3 separate regions of the Homo sapiens genome follow, and regions 1 and 2 are each linked to region 3. A link is a contact called in ENCODE Hi-C or POLR2A ChIA-PET data. All regions are on one chromosome and are shown on one strand. Each heading gives the region's core, a stretch centred on a gene start or an enhancer-like site at or near the end of the contact. The rest is flanking DNA. Distances are from core to core; before and after follow the strand shown. Region 1 has its middle 30 kb from the start of LINC01485. Region 2 overlaps CPEB4 (cytoplasmic polyadenylation element binding protein 4). Region 3 holds the start of DUSP1 (dual specificity phosphatase 1).

Region 1 (3,416 bases), core at 283-2,782, 1.1 Mb after region 3:
AGCATGGCATGGGCCCTGGGGAGGGCCTTGTTCTGAGTCAAAATGTGGCAGGAGGCATCACATGGAGAGAGGGCAAGAGACTGCGTGTATGTTCAGGTCTCTCTTCCTCTTCTTATAAAGCCACCAGTCCCATCATGGGGGCCCCACCCTAATGACCTTATCTAGTCCTAGTTTCCTCCCAAAAGCCCCGTCTCTAATCAACATATGAATTTAGGGATTAAGTTTCCAGCACATGAAATTTGGAAGACACATTCAAACTATAGCACCCAGCAAAAATAAAAGAAAGAAAGAAAACCTGTCTATAACAACACTTTCCCCACAGCTTCATCCTGCCTTGAACACAGATGTGATGTCTGGTTCTATGAGGGCATCTTGTGATTCTGAGAGACAAGCATGAGGGGAGAGGCCAAGGGAATCAGAGTTACTGGCCCCGGCATTAACAAGCTGCTGAACCAAGGCTATCGTCTGTTCATTCTGGACTTTTTGTTATAAATAAGAATAAACTACTGGGCCTTGTTTTTAGTTACTTGCATCCAAAGGCATTTCTAACAGATATAATGTTTATCTATCTCCAAGGAGCAGAGAAGTCCCAGTGGACTTCCAGGTTGCATGTATATTCTGACCTACAAAACTGTCATATAGAATCACTTCCAGTTTCCCAAAGTGTCACAACATCCATACCCCTAAAAAGTGGGTCCAGGAAAATCATTCCACTTTGCACCATTAGAACTCAGCTGACAAATAAAGTGAGGCCAAGTTATTATCTAAAGCAATAAAATAAAATTTCTGCTTCCAGAGCAATCAATGAGGAAGAAATGGTTACATGAGAAAGGGGAGGGGTTGAGTCATAACCAATACTATCCCGAAAAATCCAAGCACATGTGTTTCCCACTAAGAAATTACCACTATGACTGCCAAATTTCCAATTATTCAATTGACCCCAATTCATCTTAATCCGGACTGTTCTTGGTTTGTTTTGCCTTCCCAAGACCCAAATTAACTATTCTATAAGCTTCTTATGAGTAACGACCAAGTCCTAGTTATCTTTGCAGCTCCAGTGCCTAATATGGGACCTGGCACAGATTAGGAGCTCAATCCAGAATAAATGAATGAACGAATGAGAGATTAGGACAGAATATTTCCAAGCCAAAGACTTCAAGCCATCAGTTGGGCTGAAGTAGAAAAAGAAGCTGCATAGCCAAACAGTTGCAACCATGGGTGCTCCAGTAAAGATAACTCAATTCAAATCCTGTGTCTGCACTGTCATACACCAGCTGTGGGGTCTGTTCGAACCACTGGCCTCCACACCTCAGTTTCCCTTCTGTAACATGGGGCAAGTTATGGCACCCTCATCAGACTGGCTATGAGGGTCATAGTCATTTAGTAAGTGTTCACAGAAAGCACTCAGTGAAAGGCAGGTGGTGGTGGTGTTATTATCACAGTATTTCTATTCTGTGTAGACAGCATCAGGATCACAGGGAGGGCTCGTCAAACACAGAGCTCTGGGCCCCACCCCCAGAGTTTCTGATTCAGTAGGTCTAGGGTGGGGCCTGAGAATTTGCATTTCTAACAGGAACCAGGTGATGCTGCTGTTACTATTCTGGGAACTGCACTTTGAAAACCACTGGCCTAACTTATTGCTGTGAGGTCACAGGCAGGCTGTGCTCGACAGAAGGCAGAAAAGGAGAGTAAAGAGAAGGAAGAAAGGTAACACACACACACACACACACACACACACACACACACACACAAACTCAGAATTTCCAGCACAGAGCTTCCCGGCCTGTGCTACCATGGCTAGATACATGTGCGCCCAGAAATGGATCCCTCATCCCTCAGCAGACGCCTGAAGGTAGTTGTACATGCTGTGCACAAAACGAGGGCATCCAGCTTCAGCTTCAAGAGTAGTGGGACTGAAATCCCCAGACAGGATGCCTTTTCCTAATATGCATAAAGCCTCTGAATGTCCAGCCCTTAAGGGGGGTTTCTTTTGGAACAGTGAAGAAAGTGGGGCGATGGGAACTTGGGGCATCTGGCCTGTTGCCTCTGGCCCCTAACAGGCTCGACTATTTACCCTGGGACACCATACAAGTATGGTCATTTCCTAGATGTACTCTGACCTAAAAAATTTGGTGAATTGCACAGTCCAGTACTGCAGCCACTAGGAACATGCAGCTACTCCAATTTGAGATGGCCCATAAGTTTAAGATATATGCCAGATTGCTAAAATTTAGAACAAAAACAAGAAACTCACTCCTAATTTGTTTTCTGTTGATTACATGTTGAAATGTCAATATTTTACATATATTTAATATGCTACTAAAGGGATTTTACCAGTTTCTTTTTACTTTTTTTTTTTTTTTTGAGATGGAGTCTTGCTCTGTTGCTCAGGCTGGAGTGCAATAGTGTGATCTCGGCTCACTGCAACCTCCGCCTCCCGGGTTCAAGCAATCCTCTTGCCTCATCCTCCTGAGTAGCTGAGATTACAGGCGCGTGCCACCATGCCCAGATAATTTTTGTATTTTTAGTAGAGATGAGGTTTCACCATGTTGGTCAGGCTGGTCTCGAACTCCTGACCTCGTGATCCGCCTGCCGCAGCCTCCCAAAGTGCTAGGATTACAGGTGCGCCTGGCCTCTTTTTACTTTTTTAATGTAGCTGCTAGAAAATGTAAAATTACATACGTGACTTGCATTATATGTATGGACGATGCCACCCTAGGAAGCTGACATTTTCCAGAAATCATCAGTGGCCTGATCTGTCAGCAGGTGTGTGTGTGTGGGTGTGTATGTGTGTGGGGGTGTGGGTGAGCCATTGAGGGGAGGCAGCACAGACCCAACAGTAGACATGCTACTTGGACTTGACACTGTAGAAGACAGAGAATGAGTCAGGCATTATGAGAAGCAGATTGGCCCGATTACATTGTTTAAATAACACCTCAAAGCAGAGTTGGGGAGGGACTAGACGTTCTCACGAAAAACAAAGCCACAAGAAGCTTTGTGGTGGAACAGAAAGAGGACAGTCACTAGGCTCAGGCTAGCCTAGTGGCTAAGAGTGTGGGCTCTGGAGTTTGAATCTTAGCCTTCCCACTAACTAGCTGTGTGAGCTCCAGTAAGTTACATAACAACTCTGTTTGTCTGTACAGTAAGGATCTATATCATTGGGTTGCTAAGAGGTATCTTAGTTTGGGCTGCAATAACTATACGGTTGATGCAAAAGTAATTACAGTTCTTGTGATTGAAACTAATGGCAAGCAGGGTGCAGTGGCTCACGCCTGTAATCCCAGCACTCTGGGAGGCCGAGGTGGGCGGATCATGAGGTCAGGAGATCGAGACCATCCTGGCTAACACGGTGAAACCCCGTCTCTACTAAAAATACGAAAAATTAGCCAGGCGTGGTGGCAGGTGCCTGTGGTCCC
Region 2 (3,193 bases), core at 48-2,547, 1.1 Mb after region 3:
CCCTGACTATTTTTCATTGCTGTAAATTTGTTTGAAACAAATGCTTAAATGAGTGGGCAAGTGATGATTCCATCTGTGCTTCTTTTCTTTGTTGCTAAGCAAAAGAATTTATAATAACCTTTCTAGAAGAAAATCATGAAACTCAAGTTGAAAGTTTAGTACACAAAGCTTGTTTCATCAGTTTTATAAAAGTTTTTTTTATATCATTGTAAGAGAGTGGCTGTGGGGATTATTTAAATTCTGTATCTTTACAGTTGGGATAGAATTTAGTGCTACTTAAAAATATGTAATAAATAATAGGAAACCTTAACTTTTCTTTCGATACACCATTTTACTAATATTCCTATATTCCAAATTGCAGTCACTTAGTTGACTTAGAGAACACATGTTGTATACTGGTAGAGAGGCATTAGAACAAGTATTTTATACAGATACTGACTCTGTGCAGGCTGAAATAGCTCTGGAAACCTGCTATGAGAGTTGCTAAATTTTGTCACTTATTTATTTCATATGTTATAAATTTGAAGTAATTTGGGAATAAATAATTTTTTTTCAAAATGAAAGGAAGTCCTACTAAAATAGGTTCTGTTGCTTTAATATTAGAATGATTTATTTCAGGTAGGAATGGTGGGGAGAGTATATAATTTCTTACAGTATTTAACCTTTTTCTATTTAAATTGGTTTGCCTGTGGCAAAATAAGAACAGATTACTGGTACCCTAACCTCCAACCTTTTTAAAGGATTAGATGGACATTTTCCTTTAAGGGACATTTAATGGGGCAGATTCAAAGTACCATAAAGAAGAAGTGGATAGGCTGGGCGTGGTGGCTCACGCCTGTAATCCCAGGGCTTTGGGAGGCCAAGGTGGGTGGATCACCAGGAGTTCAAGACCAGCCTGGCCAACATGGTGAAACCCGTCTCTACTAAAAATGTAAAAATTAGCAGGGCGCGGTAGCGGGCGCCTGTAATCCCAGCTACTTGGGAGGCTGAGGCAGGAGAACCGCTTGAACCTGGCAGGCGGAGGTTGCAGTGAGCCAAGATCAAGCCATTGCACTCCAGCCTGGGCGACAAGACTGAAACTCCATCTCAAAGAAATAAAAAAGAAGAAGAAATGGATAACGCAAACCAGTTAATTTTACTCGGATTTATAATCAAATTTCTCCTTCCAAGTAAATTATTAGTGTGTGGTATCAAATGTGTCTGGCGAATTGAGGGATCTTTAAATATCATTAAGTCTTTAAGACTCAGAGTCGGCCGGCAGCTGCCTGCGTGTCTGGCTGAAGCCTTCCTGAACTAGGCTGGCTCTTTCTTGCTCGGTTTGGATGATACCAAGTAATTCAAAGTAGCGTAACAGGGGAGTGACTTAAGTCTCCTAAGAATTAGAAAGTTGCCTTAATTCTCAAAGCCTCATAAGTAATGGAGGACGTTAAATAGCAAAGAGTATAATTTAAACTGGGCTACAATTAAATGTGTGTGTGGCTATGTAGGAATGAAGCGTGTTTCTTCTCCTCCTGTACTCTCCCTCTCTTGACTGCGGAAATGGAACATCCTAAACAGTCTTTCTCTTGCCTTGGCTTAGCTGTGCTGTAGGATGGGACCTGGGCTTCTGTGTTGAGGTAACTTCTATTGTGAGGAAGAAGAGGGCGAAATTGTGTGGCATGATTTTTTTGTATGAAAAGTGAAGGGCCTATTCTTAATTTTGAACAACTGCCTGCTTTCTGATTTACTTTTGATCCGGATTTGTTGGATTCCTCACTGTACTGTGTAGGTTGAGCTTACAAAGGTGTGGATTTTGAGCAGTGCGATTACCCCCTTTCAGATTTGGGGTTGCTGTTGTTTTTGTCTTTGGGTTTTTATAAGGCGGGGAGGGTAAGGGGAAATGCCTAGGAAAGAAAATCATGTGATGTATGTGAATGCCGACATCGTCATAGGATCGGACTGAAGCCTTTCTCCCTCTAGCCTCTGAATGGAAACCAACTCAGTTCAAACTAAATGCATCTTGTGCATGGGCCAGATCCTCATCTGCCCCGTTTACTTACATAACACATACTAGTCAATCGAAAATAGTGATCCTCTGCCCTCTACCTGCCACACATTCGTGATTGAATATTTAACCCTTGTTTTTATTTGGTCTGAAAATCAAATAAGCAGTTGCCACAAAGGGGGAATTTGTCTTATGTCATCCATGATGTGGGTCCGTAATTACTTAAGCAGCCCCTTTATCTTAATCCTGAACATTGAACACAAGGAATCCTATTTTGAGGCCATGAAAATCGGTTATCGTTTTATTCTTTGTTACCTGAGTGAGAGGTGAGGGTAACGGTGGGCGAGTAGATGGGGGAAGTATTATAATAGTAAACTTTTAATGTTATTAGAAGGTTAAACATACATTTAAAAGATTTTTTTAATACATAATTTTTTCTTTTCAGTTGTAGTAAAGTTCCCTTATAATATGGTTATTATGACTTAATATTGTTTGACATACATTCAGGGCAGGGATTTAACTATGTGTGGTAGATAAAAACTTAGAGATAAATAAGAAAACAAGCAACAATCAGGTAACAAATTAACAAGTACTTTTCTTTAATGTTTTGCTTTGTCATATTAAGTTTTGTGTACAATTTAAGCTTATGTTTTACCATCTGGACAGGCAAAAATAGTAATCTCCACTCAGAAATGAAATCAGAATGACAATTAAGTAGTAAGATTTTCAGACTTTGTCCACAGTTTGTCAATGATAAATATTAGGGACCTTCCTACTGTAAAAAAGAGAAGGGGCCCCACAATATTTATGGGGATACATGTCATTCATGTGCCACATCTAAATTAATAGAGTGTATTGTGCACCTTTAATAGTGTCACTTGGTTTTTCTGTTTTCCTTCTATAATAAAATTCTATAGAGGTGACTCTTGCTGTCTCATTTCCTGGCAGCTACAAAAACAGCCCAAATATCTGCTTAATAAAAAAGCCCTTTGTTGTCTATGAAGGTCTTAAGGCTTTCCTTGATCTTGTTATATAATCCATGACGATGTTATTTGCTGACTTTGGGGGAGGGGAAGAAATGCCACCTGATTCATAGTTGTCATAAAAATATCCAAGATTCTCTGCATTTAGTTTAGCAACAGGAACGAGGGAACAGTTCACAATTGTGCCACAGAATTATTACTTCCCAAAACTCCTGCATGGACTTTC
Region 3 (3,526 bases), core at 1,027-3,526:
TGCGGAGCCAGCACCTGGGACTCAAACTGCAGCAGCTGGCCCATGAAGCTGAAGTTGGGAGAGATGATGCTTCGCCTCTGCTTCACAAACTCAAAGGCCTCGTCCAGCTTGACTCGATTAGTCCTCATAAGGTAAGCAAGGCAGATGGTGGCTGACCGGGAAATGCCTGCCTGGCAGTGGACAAACACCCTTCCTCCAGCATTCTTGATGGAGTCTGGAAAACCAAAGGAGCGGCTGGTTACTTGAGAGTTCAGGAGAACCACCCCAAGCCCAGGTACAGTGTATCTGAGAAAGGTCATGTGTGTCTTGTCTAGAAATGGTCAACATCACCACATGCCATCACATGGATACTGTTCATGGAGGCAACGTGGGCACTGTGCAAAGGATGGCACAGGATTTAAACTCAGACTGGGGATTTCCACTTAGCAGATAGATCTCAGACCAGTCAATTCAACTTTGTGAGCCCCACTTTGCAAATCTGTAAAGTGGGACATCGAATCAAATTCATATTTTACAGGAATGTTGCCCACACCAGACTGATACTGAATGTGTGGAAGAAGGCTCAGAAAACTTCAAGCTCTTGCCACAGAGGTTGGGCTTAGTGGCTAAAATGAGAAGAGAAAGGCAGAAAAGCCCCAGGCATCCATTCCATTTACCTATGAAGTCAATGGCCTCGTTGAACCAGGAGCTGATGTCTGCCTTGTGGTTGTCCTCCACAGGGATGCTCTTGTACTGGTAGTGACCCTCAAAATGGTTGGGACAATTGGCTGAGACGTTGATCAAGGCAGTGATGCCCAAGGCATCCAGCATGTCCTTGCGGGAAGCGTGATACGCACTGCCCAGGTACAGAAAGGGCAGGATTTCCACCGGGCCACCCTGAAATCCAGAAATATCCAACATTCATCAAGCTTGCTCAAAGCCAAGGCCAGTGCCCATACCCACAAAAACTTTCTGCTGGAAAAGTCAATTTCAGATACCGAGTGAACTCAGTTCTGTTGCTGGAGGATAAATAAATAGGGAACTAAGCCCATTTGCCTGGGCAGGACCAGCAAGTTCATTTCCGTAGAGCCTACAATTGGAGACTCGGCTCCGTCAGACCACTTAACTGTGGAATAAATCATATCCCTGTGTCCCCTCCGTTATAAATAATGCTGCAGGTCACTTTCTATATTCTCCCTGGCACTACTCTTCCATGCCTTTGCCAGTTCTTACTTCTTCCCTGTGGCAGGGACACCTACTAACCTGATCGTAGAGTGGGGTACTGCAGGAACTGCACCCAGATTCCGCGCTGTCAGGGACGCTAGTACTCAGGGGAAGGCTGAGCCCCATGGGGGTCGACTGTTTGCTGCACAGCTCCGGGCAGGAAGCCGAAAACGCTTCGTATCCTCCTGGGAATACAAAGACATTTTTTTTCCCCATTAGTGACACCGGGACACGGCACCTTCATACAACTCCCCCACCCACCAAGGGCTGGAAGTTTACATCGGAAAGGCCCAGGCAAGTCTTTGTTTCCAGAGCCAAACAAAGCCAATGACAAGTTCCAGAGATAAATGTACTCCAGCGCCCACGCGCTGCAGGTGGGGCGATCCCCCGGGAGCCGAGAGCCAGGGGTACCGGGCAAAACCTCAGGGGTGTGCGGCCCGCCCCGAGCTTCCCCGAGGGCGTACCTTTGAGGAAGAAGACTTGCGCGGCGCGCGCCTCGCGGCAGAGCGCGCCGGCCGCCAGGGCCAGGGTGCCGTCGCGCTTGGCGCCGTCCAGGGCGGCGCTGCGCTCGTCCAGCAACACCACGGCGTGGTAGGCGCCGGCCAGCAGGCGGCCGCGGAGCTCGGCGTTGGGCACGATGTGCTCCAGGCCCATGGCGCCCTTGGCCCGGCGCCGCACGATGGTGCTGAAGCGCACGTTGACAGAGCCGGCGATGTGGCCGGCGTTGAAAGCGAAGAAGGAGCGGCAGTCCAGCAGCAGGCATTGCGCCGCTCGCTCCCCCAGCAGCGCCCGCAGGCCTCCAGCGTCCAGGGTGCCCACTTCCATGACCATGGCCGGCCTCAGCGCCCCCAGCGTGATCGGCCCTGCGGTGCTCTTTGTCTGTTCTCGGGGCCAAGGGCAGGGCGGCGCTTTTCGAGGAAAAGCTAGACCCCCGGGTCTCTCTGCGCCGAACCAAAAGCCGCTTTTGGACTGAGAGAGGAGCGTCACGCGGGGCTCCGGGCTCCTCGGCTTCTTCGCGGTTCCCCCGACTGCCCCTCCGACCCGCGTCGCACACACAGCCCAAATGTCCTTCGCAGCGAGCCTGGCCCGGGGAGCGCGTTTATATGCGGCCTCTGGGGGACGGGGCGGGCCAGACCCGCGCGCAGGGGGAGGGGGGGTGTTTGTTTGAATGGTGATCACGTGACGGGGCGGTGACGTCACCCGCCCTGCCAGGCCAGGCGCCGCCGAGCCAGAGGGGGAGACGTCATCAGCCTCGGAGCTGGGTCCGCTCGCCGCGCGCTGGCTCGCGGCCCGGCCCCCGCCCTGCTGTCCGGCCTGCTCTTGGCGCGTCCCCAGGGACCGGACCCGCGCCGCGCTCCAGGCCCAGCGGGGAGGAGGAGGGCTCGCTGCCAGCTGAGGCTGACCTCCGGGATGCGAGCGGCCGGGAGAACGGGCGACGTGCCACCTGCCTTGGCCTCGCCGCTCCTCCCTCTCTCCCTCCCCGAGTCCCCTTCCCCGTGCCCCTCGGCCGCCGACCTGAACCGAAAGGGGCTTCCTGTGCTTTTGCATACTCTTGTGCCCCTTTTCCTCATTTCCTCATCACTAACAGGCGGGGAAACTGAGGTTCCCCAGGCGAAGCGACTGACTTGCCCAGAACCACACTACTGGGGTGGGGGCAGCAAATAGGCGCCTAAGATGAAGTTTAGAGAAAAATGAACAACTCTGCCGATAGAAAAGTCGTCCCTACCAAGACCGACTCGAGCGAGTTGGGGCGGAGAGGTTCAGGGCAATGCTTTCCTGTTTCCCAGACTTTTCTTTAAGGTGGCTTTAAAATATCTACATTTGCCATGAAAGTGTGAGCAAGCAAACTCCCACCGGGAAATAATGCTATTCCTAGTCTTGTGGCCCCCGGAAGACTTGGAGCCAAGGGAGGCAGGTCAGGGGGCTGAAATCCCGGTGAGGGGTCGCAAGGCCCCGCAGTGGATTCCAGGGTTTGGCGTTTGGAGGGGTGAGGGGCGACCCGCAGCGCGACTCGACGGCGCCCCCCAGGGGCCGCCCGACACGTTTCTGTCACCTTGGCTCCAGACTGAGCTTCTCCATCCCTTTCTTTATTATACAAATAGGCAGTATACACAGTGAGCGCCCACTAAGCGCTGGGCTGGGGGCCTCCAACCCGGAACAGAAGCCGGCCACAACCCTCGCTCCCTGTCGTCGCGGCCGTTATAGGCCGAAAGCAAAATCCAATCCCGGGCCATTGTGGGCGGATTGCCAGGACCTGGATCGCAACACTTGGGAAGACCCCCGCCCCGCCCAGCGATCTCCGTGCCCTGAGTCCCAGTGACGG

What was found. Hi-C counts contacts between places; a loop is a spot of excess contacts on that map. ChIA-PET counts read pairs that join two places held with the same protein, here RNA polymerase II (POLR2A). Pooled maps may share reads with other maps.
Region 1: a pooled map shows a loop between it and region 3 (6-fold over the local background). The contact joins the enhancer-like site here to the promoter of DUSP1 in region 3. A Hi-C loop is called at or near these places in 1 of 37 single-sample maps with no recorded cell type and 4 of 50 pooled maps. POLR2A ChIA-PET finds 5 or more read pairs at or near these places in 1 of 52 experiments (GM12878).
Region 2: a map of naive thymus-derived CD4-positive, alpha-beta T cell shows a loop between it and region 3 (3-fold over the local background). The contact joins the enhancer-like site here to the promoter of DUSP1 in region 3. A Hi-C loop is called at or near these places in 1 of 168 maps with a recorded cell type or tissue (naive thymus-derived CD4-positive, alpha-beta T cell) and 7 of 50 pooled maps. POLR2A ChIA-PET finds 5 or more read pairs at or near these places in 1 of 52 experiments (AG04450).

The regions. Positions count from the first base shown.
Region 1 is chr5:173,819,724-173,823,139 of GRCh38, forward strand. No RefSeq gene overlaps it. Among named protein-coding and RNA genes, the nearest start is that of LINC01485, 30 kb to the left of the region's middle. RefSeq lists a cis regulatory region at 2,699-3,101. Within about 2 kb of position 1,533, at least 6 of the 41 ENCODE cell types and tissues checked have a DNase peak (open chromatin) inside an H3K27ac peak, as active enhancers do; they include GM12878, where a contact is called at or near this core.
Region 2 is chr5:173,916,639-173,919,831 of GRCh38, forward strand. All of the region lies in intron 2 of CPEB4 (cytoplasmic polyadenylation element binding protein 4), which reads left to right. Among named protein-coding and RNA genes, the nearest start is that of CPEB4, 30 kb to the left of the region's middle. RefSeq lists an enhancer at 1,365-1,624. Within about 2 kb of position 1,298, at least 39 of the 41 ENCODE cell types and tissues checked have a DNase peak (open chromatin) inside an H3K27ac peak, as active enhancers do.
Region 3 is chr5:172,768,919-172,772,444 of GRCh38, forward strand. It overlaps DUSP1 (dual specificity phosphatase 1), which reads right to left and starts at 2,277. Exons shown (of 4, transcript NM_004417.4): 1 at 1,668-2,277; 2 at 1,243-1,388; 3 at 657-876; 4 at 1-214. The coding sequence starts at 2,034. LOC105377730 (a long non-coding RNA gene) reads left to right here and starts at 3,293. Exons shown (of 3, transcript NR_188285.1): 1 at 3,293-3,526. RefSeq lists silencers at 1,625-1,734, 2,275-2,724 and enhancers at 1,764-2,525, 1,835-2,104, 2,526-3,287, 2,752-3,526, 3,288-3,526 and 1 more.